Regions from separate parts of the Homo sapiens genome. Here region 1 is linked to region 2. The links are chromatin contacts, found by Hi-C or POLR2A ChIA-PET in ENCODE. All regions are on one chromosome and are shown on one strand. Each heading gives the region's core, a stretch centred on a gene start or an enhancer-like site at or near the end of the contact. The rest is flanking DNA. Distances are from core to core; before and after follow the strand shown.

Region 1 (4,541 bases), core at 1,408-3,907, 100 kb after region 2:
CTACTAAATATGGTAGAAATTGGTTATACCCTAAGGAGAACACAGAAACGCAGTAGCCAAAAAGCTCCTGTCTCTGAAAACATCTCATAAGCTTTTAGAAAAGCGGAGCCAGGAAGATTCATAGACAGTCTGAATTTCTTTTCTTTTTTTAAGAGACAGGGTCTCACTCTGTCACCGAGACTGGAGTGCAGTGGTGTGATCATGGCTCACTGCATCCTCAAACTCCTAGGCTCAAATGACTTTCCCGCTTCAGCCTCTGGAGTAGCTGGGGCTATACGAGTGTACCACCATGGCTGGCTATTTTTAATTTTTTTTTTTTTTGTAGAGATGTGTGTCTCACTGTGTTGCCCAGGCTAGTCTCGAACTCTTGGGCTCAAGTGATTCTCCTGCCTCAGCCTCCCAAATCCCTGGGATTACAGGCATGAGCCACCATGCCTGACCACAGTCTGAATCTCATAGAGGAAATATTTCTATCCAGAATAGGGCTTCTGGGACCTCTAACAACTTATGCAGCAAAATGTAGCCTCTCTAGACTGCAAGCCCACCCACACTAGTCAAAAAGTTAGCATCTGTCAGTTCTCTGCTGTCCATTCTGGGGAAGAATTATGCCACAGCAAATTCTTTTTTTAGTGTGCTCACCTTTTACATTATGAAAATGGTTCAAGTTAATATAAGAAAATTTAGAATAGTAGAGAGAAGAATAAAAGAAATCACCTATAGTCCCACTATCCAGATAACCACTTTTTTTTTTTTTTTTTTTTTTTAGAGAAGGAATTTCACCATGTTGCTGAGGCTGGTCTTGAACTCCTGAGCTCAGGCAATGTGCCTGCCTCAGCCTCTCAAAGTTCTAGGATTACAGGCGTGAGCCACTTAGCCTGGCCTCCACTACCCAGATAACTACTATTAAACTTTTTAATACAGGTTAAACATCCAAAATTCAAAAACCCAAAATGCAAATGCTCCAAAATCTGAAACTTTTGAAGCACTGATGTGACACTCAAAGGAAATTCTCATTCTGAGTTTTTTGGATTTTGGATTTTTCAGTGATGCTCAGCGGGTAAGTATAATGCAAATATTCCAAAATTTAAAAAAGAAAAAATCCAAACTCCAAAACAGTTCCAATCCAAGCATTTGGATAAGGATATTCAGTCTGTAATAGGGTCCTTTCTGATCTTTCTTCCACGTATATAAAGTTTTGGTTTATTGGTTTTGTTTGTTTTATACATTGCAGTAGCTAGCCAAAATATTCACTTAGCATGCTTCTTTATTTTTTCACTTAAAATCATAACACACGTGTCCCCCTATGTGGTTATGTAAGCTTCCTAAACATTGTCTTGAATGGCTGCATAAATTCCTAATCCTGCATCAGCTCCTCCCTGCAACCCCAGCCTTCCCAGTCCAGCTCCACCCAGAGTCAGCTGGTATGTGCTTAGAAAAGGCAAGCTCATTTTATCATAAAACAGCCCTGTCCGGTAAGGAAAATCTGCTGCCCCCAAACTCCTAATGCATTTCATTACCTTTGAATTATCAGTTTGGAATTATTCACATCACTGCCCTTAATTATCCACCTCACTGCCTTCTTCATTAGCATGGAGGGTGGATCCCTGGCTGGGCTGTATTCTCTTCAGAGCTTCAGTCACTTCTGATTAGTGAGTTGCTTAGAAAATGCCCTTAGCTCCAGCAGGCCACTGCCAGTTAGTGTCCTGCACCGGCAAAGTGTTTCATTTATATTCTGTCTCTGGGTCAGCGAGGATGCGATGGGTTAGTAGGGTGGGGGATGGGGGCAGTAAGGGACGGCCAGGCCTAGGGCTGCTCCCGCCCTTACCTTCCACCTCTCCTCCTTCTACTCTGTTCTCCTTTCCTCTCTTCCCTGCCCCCCGAGCTAGTTCCTGCTTATGCGTTCTCTCTCTCTCTCTATCTCTCTCTCTCTCTCTCTCTCTCTCTCTCTCCCAATCTCTGTCCTCTCTCTCTCTCCAGCTTTCCCCTCAGCAGAAGAAAATAGTTGGGCTCTGGAAGCTTAGAGTGTGAGACAAAAGCAACCTACAATCCTATAATACTTGTCATTCCTCCACCTCCCTGGCCCTCCTGCCACTCAAGATGGCCCTGAACAAAAGGCCCCAATCTGACCCCCAAGACAGGCCAAAGCGGATTCAAAGCAGGGATTTGAATCCATTTAAGCTAAGCAAACCCGATGACCACAAACTGGCCACACTCAATTTACTAACCTCTAAGTCAAGCAGAAACCTGAGTTTTCTTTTCCTTCTTTTTTTTAATAGGAGTCAAGTAAACTGGTTTCTCAGATGTATAGACAGTATTTCTAAAGGCTTGAAGCAGGACATAAACACAGCCTCCAAAGTAAAACACAACCGTAACAACACTCTGCTATCATTCAGCATGAGTTCCTGTCAAAAGCACTTCCTTTAGAAATGATACACCTTTGCAAACTCTCTACCACTTAAAAGGAATCCCTGGTAGATAGACATGTTTTATTTTCTTAAACATTAGCCTGTAAATGCTATTGCTGAGTGTTGCTTTCTAAAAGGCTGGCAATCTCATAACCGATTGGTTTGGTTCCCATCTATTGCTCAAAAATATGTACGTGAAATATCCTGTCCCAGGACCAGGGCTTGTTGCTTACCAGCTGGGACAGTCAGAGGCTGTTTGCTCCCCAGTCCCAAGGCGAACAGAGGCTCCTTGTCTGGAAGGAGCCAGCAGGAAGTGCCTGCTGCTCTAGTGTAAACGTGGACGTTCACTTAAGAAGTCAGGCTGTCTAGAGGATGAACGCTGATCAGACAGGATGGAATAATTAGGACAGAGAGCTCTGACAGTGACAAATAGGAAAGTTTGGGTCATATCTGAGCTGTAGGCTGCTTCTGGGGCCACCATTTGCCTAAAACTTCAGCAGGATTGTTTTAGGGAATTTAAAGAAGTGACTGATTTGTACAATAGAATATTTGATCTTCAGGAAAAATGTTCTCAACTTTTCTGAGTCACCACCTACTAATAGAAACTACTGAAAAACTGCTCAGTGGTCATTTCATAGACTAGCTTCCATTGATCCCACCAGCCAATGCACTTTTCCAATTGTCTCATTTATATATTTACATACTTGCTTATTCATTTTTGTAATGAGATATTTATTAAGTATGAACTACATGCTAGGCATCTTAAGTGGGAAACAACTTGGGAAGATGCCCACTGGTCCTGGCAGAGCCTTGGCATTCTCTTATCCTCTCTCTCTCTCTCCCTTTCTCTCTCTCACACATGCACACACACAAACACACACACACACTATATGTTCTATCACTTTATCAAGCGCTTACTAGGTAGCATGCATGCTGCCAAGTACTTTATATACATTATCCTTTTATATACATTATCTTTTTTAATCCTCATGGCAACAATATGCAGTAGAAATTGTTTTCCTAATTTTCCCGTTGAGAAAATTCAAGTTCCGAGAGGTTACATAGTTTGCCCAAGATTACACAACTCACAGGTGGCAAAGTTAGGATGCAAAACAAAGTCTGACTGATTCCAAAGTCTGTGCTTTTTGATCCACTGCATGATAATGGCCTCTCTGTGCTCAGCAAACACAGGGTTGACCCCAGCAGCCAAAGATCTGGCTTCCAGTAATCTCCCACATGCTCACAAGGTGCGCCTTGAAAAAGTGGACACAGGAGACAGTGGGAAAGGCCAAAGGTGTTGATACAAAACTTCTTCAGAAAAATCATATTTTCATGCCAGATCCTAGAAAGTTCAAACTGGAGGGGACCTTGAAATTTCTCTATGCTGAACAACCTCAGATTCACCAACAGAAGAATGGGCTACATCAAATGGTCTATTCATTTAATGGAACATTATGCAGAACAAACCAGAGCCACATGCATCAACATGAATTAACCTCAAAAACATGATAGGAAATTTTTAAAAGGTAAATTGAAGAACAATGTGAATAGTCATAACACTCATTTCAAGTGTAAAAACCAGTAAAATGATGCTATACATTGTTTGTAAACAGGTATAGATATAACATAAAATGTACATGGGAATGATAAACTCCAGAAATGATTAAAGGATAATGATTATTTCCAGGGGTGAAGGAAAGAGAATAAAGTTAGGGAGGGGGTTCAGAAGAGGCTTCAAAATTATCTTCAAACATATAAAGAAGCAATCATGGAAAAGTAATAGGATATATTAGAGTGAGTGGTAGGTACAAATAGAATTGTTATATTATTCACTATGATTTTTTCAGCTGGAAATATTTCATAATTTTTAAACTAGTTTTACAAGAAAAGAAACAGAGGTCCAGAGAGGTAAACTACTGGTCCAAGGTCACACAGCTAATGTTGGAGGTAGCATTAAAACACAGGCCTCCCATGTTCTCCGTGGCTTCTTCTCTGCTTTTCAGTACTTAGTGCACTCCCTGGGGTTCCTGATCAAGCTCCACAATTTAAGAATTGTGAAGCCACTGCGTGTCAAATGGACTGGCCTGCTCTCTTCTCCATGATTCATGTTTCTGGGCTCCCAGTTCTCAGTCCCCA
Region 2 (4,436 bases), core at 1,243-3,742:
AACCTAGTCATTTTGATTAATTCGTTTGGATTGCTTTTTCCTGCAGCTCCCCAGGGAGAGGTGGGAGGAAAAGGCGGTAAAAACATAAATTTTCTTTGGTGATGAGTTCGCATGTTTAGAACTGTAACATGGCAAATCATTGTGAAATCTTCTAATGGATGCCTGTCTCATGCCAAATAAGCCCAGTACCCAAAGCACATCAAGAAATAATTGAAAGACACTGGACTGAATCCAAAAGGTTGTGGCTAATGTTTCACCTAATCTCTCTCCCAGGTCTCTCCTGCCTACTGCCGGCCCTACCCACAAGATGTGAACTTCAGAGCCTTCTTGCAACTGCTTCTTGGCTATTTTCACCCTCTAACCCTCTGGAAGAAGAATGAGGACTATTATGAAGGCAAAAGCATAAAAGGGGAAAAGATTAGCCTCCAGAGTAGGAAGATTGGGTTGTTGGAAGCCAGCACAAGTCTTCCCCTGAAAGAGTTAATTCGCCTCCAATGGGGGTAGGGACTGACCTGGGAGGGGCCTCAGCCTACATAGGACAGGCCTAAAGGCCCCATTGGGGCTGAAGGTGACACTGGGTCAGATCCCTAGGATTCTGCAACTTGAGGTGGGAGTGTCTATAAGCTGGAAACAAAAGTTTCAAAAAAAAAAAAAAAGCTCATTTTGTTTTCAATTCGTTTTATCTTGGCTCTATCTCAGGCACCACTGACTTCAGACCTTTCAAAGCTAAGGGTGGGGTAGGGTGGGGCTTAGTGATTTTTTTTCTTAAAGAGAGAGAACAGGGAATGTGCCTTGAACATGCACAATTTGCTTGAACATGATCATAGTCATTAATAAAAACATTGAGCAATATTTGCTTCTATGTCTTTGGAACTGGCATTTGCAAAGGTAGCATTGACAGATCAGAGAACAGAAAGGAATTCTGCGGTTACTCGTGGAGGAATTTGGACCTGTGAGATATTCATGATGTTAATTATTTATAATTTCAGTTGTTTTAGGCCAGGCTTTGAGCTTCAAGATAATGTGCTCAGAATTGGCAACAAAAATGGTCATTTTTTTGCTAGTAATTACTGGCTTTGAGCTTCAGCTATTTTAGAAGGACACAGAGAGATCTTTAGATCATGTATTCCTGACTTAAGCAAGGAAGGAAAGAAGGAAGGAAGGAAGGAAGGAAGCAAGGAAGGAAGGAAAGAAGGGAGGGAGGGAGGGAGAGAAAGGAAGGGAGGGAGGGGAGGAGGAGGAATAGGAAGAAGAAAAGAAAGGAAAGAAGGAAGGAAGGAAAAAGTAAGGCAGGGAGGCAGGCAGGAACAAAGAAAGAAAGGAAGAAAAGAAGTAAAAAAAATTTTTTTAAAGGACAACCCACAAAACCTCAGAATTTAACTAAGTTCCAGGCCTGAAATTTATTTTTTTGAACAATAGAGATGCACTATACTGTAAGAAAACACAACATGTAAAAATTCAAACTTGCCAAACTAAACAGAGAGAAGTTAAACATTTTACAGGAAAATTTGCTACTAGGACATGTTAAATAAAAGCGCCCTCAGTATCTTTAAACTAGAGATTGATGTACACTTTAACCTTTTAAAACCACGTAAAGTGAAGTCTCCCATGTAAATATCATTCTTAATGTGGAATATCCACACTTGAAAGTCACACATTGCTGGGGTTCAACCTCAGCTTCACCACTCATAGCATGTGACTGTGGCCAAGTTACTTCACCTCTCTGAGCCTCAGTTTCCCCATCTGTAAAATGAGGGCAGTGATAGCACCTGCCTGATTAGACTTAACTGAGTTGCTACACAGAAAGCCATGAGGAAGTCCTGCCACTCAGCAGGTGTTTCATGGCTCTTAGCTTCCTAAGCCTTCTCTTTCCTTCCTACTTCTGGGACCACGTGGTTCAGCCAGCATGGAACAAAAGAAAATTTGACCCACTTTGTAGCTTTAGATGCCTCAGCTTTATGCCAAGTAAGTTGTAACCTCAAACAAATGGGACCCAGAGAGCTTATGGCTGTTTCTGCCTTTCTCATATTTATTTATTTTTTAAACAAATACTTGTATAATGCTTACTATGTGATAGGCATATTCTAAGCACTTGGCAAATACCGACTCATCCAATCTTTTATAACAACCCTATGAAATATATAGTATTATTTATTATTCCCATCTTACATTTGAGGAAGCAGAAACACAGAGAGCTTAAGTAACTGGTCCAAGGACCATAACAGGTACCTGCACAGCCAAGAACTGAACCCAGACAATCTAGTCCATTCCCTCAGTAGGTCTCATGGGTGTATTATTTATTTGGAAGGCCTGCTGAAACCAAAGCAGCCAAATGAAATACCAGGGCCAGTTCTGCACAGACTAAAAAATAACAGCAGGGCCAGAAGTACTGAAGTTGCAAAACCCTCTGCTGATAAGCTTTCACTGCCAGAACCTCAGACCAGAGAGATCTAGATGAAGTTGACTGAATAAGCAAGCTGATTTCCAGTCCTTTGGCACACTGCCCTCTCTCCACTCCTACCACCTAAAAGGGTGCAGACTCCTCTCAGGTTTCTTCATTCTTCCTCACTCTCTTGGCTCAGTGAATGTGAAATTGCTGGCTGTTGCAGCCTAAGTGGGTGGAAGGGTGGCTGGAGGACGGAGAGCATTCAAGTAGTCAAAGAAAAAAAGAAATAACTTGTTTTAACATTTTAATAACTCTAATTTTTAAAATTATCAAAGCAATACCTTTTTTTTTCTTTTTTTTGACAAAGTCTCACTCTGTCACCCAAGTTGGAGTGCAGTGGCACGATCTCGGCTCACTGCAACCTCCACCTCCCGGGTTCAAGTGATTCTCCTGCCTCAGCCTCCCAGCAATACCTCTTTATAGCAGACATTGCAAAGTGGCTGACTCAGCCCCAATTCCTAACACACACATCCCCATCCCTCCTTCCACTTTCCAGCTGGGGATGGCCATGTGACACAAATCTGGCCAGTTAATGTTAAATCTGTGATGGCGTTCTCGTTTGTGTTTTCCTGAGACAGTCCTTCCTGTTCCTTTCCTCTCTCTTTGAATGAATGTGTGATAACTGGTGGGTACAATGACCACATGAAGGCCATGAAGGAAAAGCCATAAACATTTCAGACATTGGTCTTGGCATTGTTGAGCTGCTGAACCACTATTGTTTGAATTTTTGTTACTTACAGCCAAGGACAATCTTATCTTTACAAAGTTCATTATTTTAAAAAGTTAGAAAATACAGGAAAAATAATAACAATGGGGGAAAATAGCATCTGTAATCCTACCATCCAGAAATAACTAAAATCAATATTTCAACATATATTCCTTCAATTTTTCCTCTTTTTTATTGTTTTACAAAAATTTGGAGTAACGCTCCAGAAATAGTTTTGTAACTGATTATTTTACTTACCAATGTGCTATGGCCATTTTTCTATAACAATTATTCATCTACTTATCATTGCATGGATGTTCCAAGGTTTATCTAGCCATTCCCTATTGTCAAATATTTGTTATTTTCCATTTTTAACCATGGTAAACAGTAATAGTGTGAACATGTTTGTAGATGCATCTTTATCTGATTATTTCCTTAGGATAAATTCCTAAAATTGCTGTGAATTGCTGGATTAAAGGGAATGCACATTTTATAGGCTTTACGGACCTATAGATAAAATGCCGTTCATAAAGGTTTTACCAGATTTTCTGCATTCACTTATATTGTGTGCCTTTTTGTTACATCACTATCAACACTGGGATTTAAAAATGTCTGTCAGCTCAATACGCAATGTATAGATTAATTTAAACTAATTTAATAATTTATTGTTTGACATTGTATTAGTCCATTTTCACGCTGCTGATAAAGACATACCCAAGACTGGGCAATTTACAAAAGAAAGAGGTTTAATTGGACTTACAGTTCCACATGGCTGGGGAAGCCTTACAATCATGGTGGAAGGCAAGGAGGAGCTAGTCACATCTTACATGGATGGCAGCAAGCAAAAAAAGCTTGTGCAGGAAAACTCCCTCTTATAATAACTATCAGCTCTTGTGAGACTTACTATCAGGAGAACACCAGGGGAAAGACCTGCCCCCATGATTCAATTACCTCCCACTGGGCTCCTCCAACAACACATGAGAATTCAAGATGAGATTTGGGTGGGGATACAGCCAAACCATATCAGACATATTTCCATGACATCATTTCCCATTTTCAATTCTATGAATTACCTATTATGTACCAAACACTGGTCTAGGCAGTTTGCATATTCTTTTTTTAAAAATCTTCACAAACCATTATCTTTTATTTTGAGTGAGTAAACTATGGCTCACTCATAGTAAGGGGCTAAGTTACTTGTCTGAGATCACACAAACTGGTAAGTGATCAAACTAGGGTCCATAACTAGGTCTGCCTGACTCCAAAGTAGAAACTATAATAAAG

The links. A loop is a pair of places that touch in the nucleus more often than their neighbours do. ChIA-PET counts read pairs that join two places held with the same protein, here RNA polymerase II (POLR2A). Pooled maps may share reads with other maps.
Region 1: a pooled map shows a loop between it and region 2 (2.1-fold over the local background). The contact joins two enhancer-like sites. A Hi-C loop is called at or near these places in 1 of 168 maps with a recorded cell type or tissue (CD8-positive, alpha-beta T cell) and 1 of 50 pooled maps. POLR2A ChIA-PET finds 5 or more read pairs at or near these places in 2 of 52 experiments (CD8-positive, alpha-beta T cell and activated CD4-positive, alpha-beta T cell).

What each region holds. Positions count from the first base shown.
Region 1 is chr4:38,487,699-38,492,239 of GRCh38, forward strand. All of the region lies in intron 2 of LINC01258 (long intergenic non-protein coding RNA 1258), which reads right to left. Among named protein-coding and RNA genes, the nearest start is that of LINC01259, 20 kb to the right of the region's middle. Within about 2 kb of position 2,658, at least 9 of the 41 ENCODE cell types and tissues checked have a DNase peak (open chromatin) inside an H3K27ac peak, as active enhancers do.
Region 2 is chr4:38,385,104-38,389,539 of GRCh38, forward strand. It overlaps LINC02513 (long intergenic non-protein coding RNA 2513), which reads left to right. Exons shown (of 2, transcript NR_149123.1): 2 at 274-656. Among named protein-coding and RNA genes, the nearest start is that of LINC02513, 20 kb to the left of the region's middle. RefSeq lists an enhancer at 385-679. Within about 2 kb of position 2,493, at least 9 of the 41 ENCODE cell types and tissues checked have a DNase peak (open chromatin) inside an H3K27ac peak, as active enhancers do.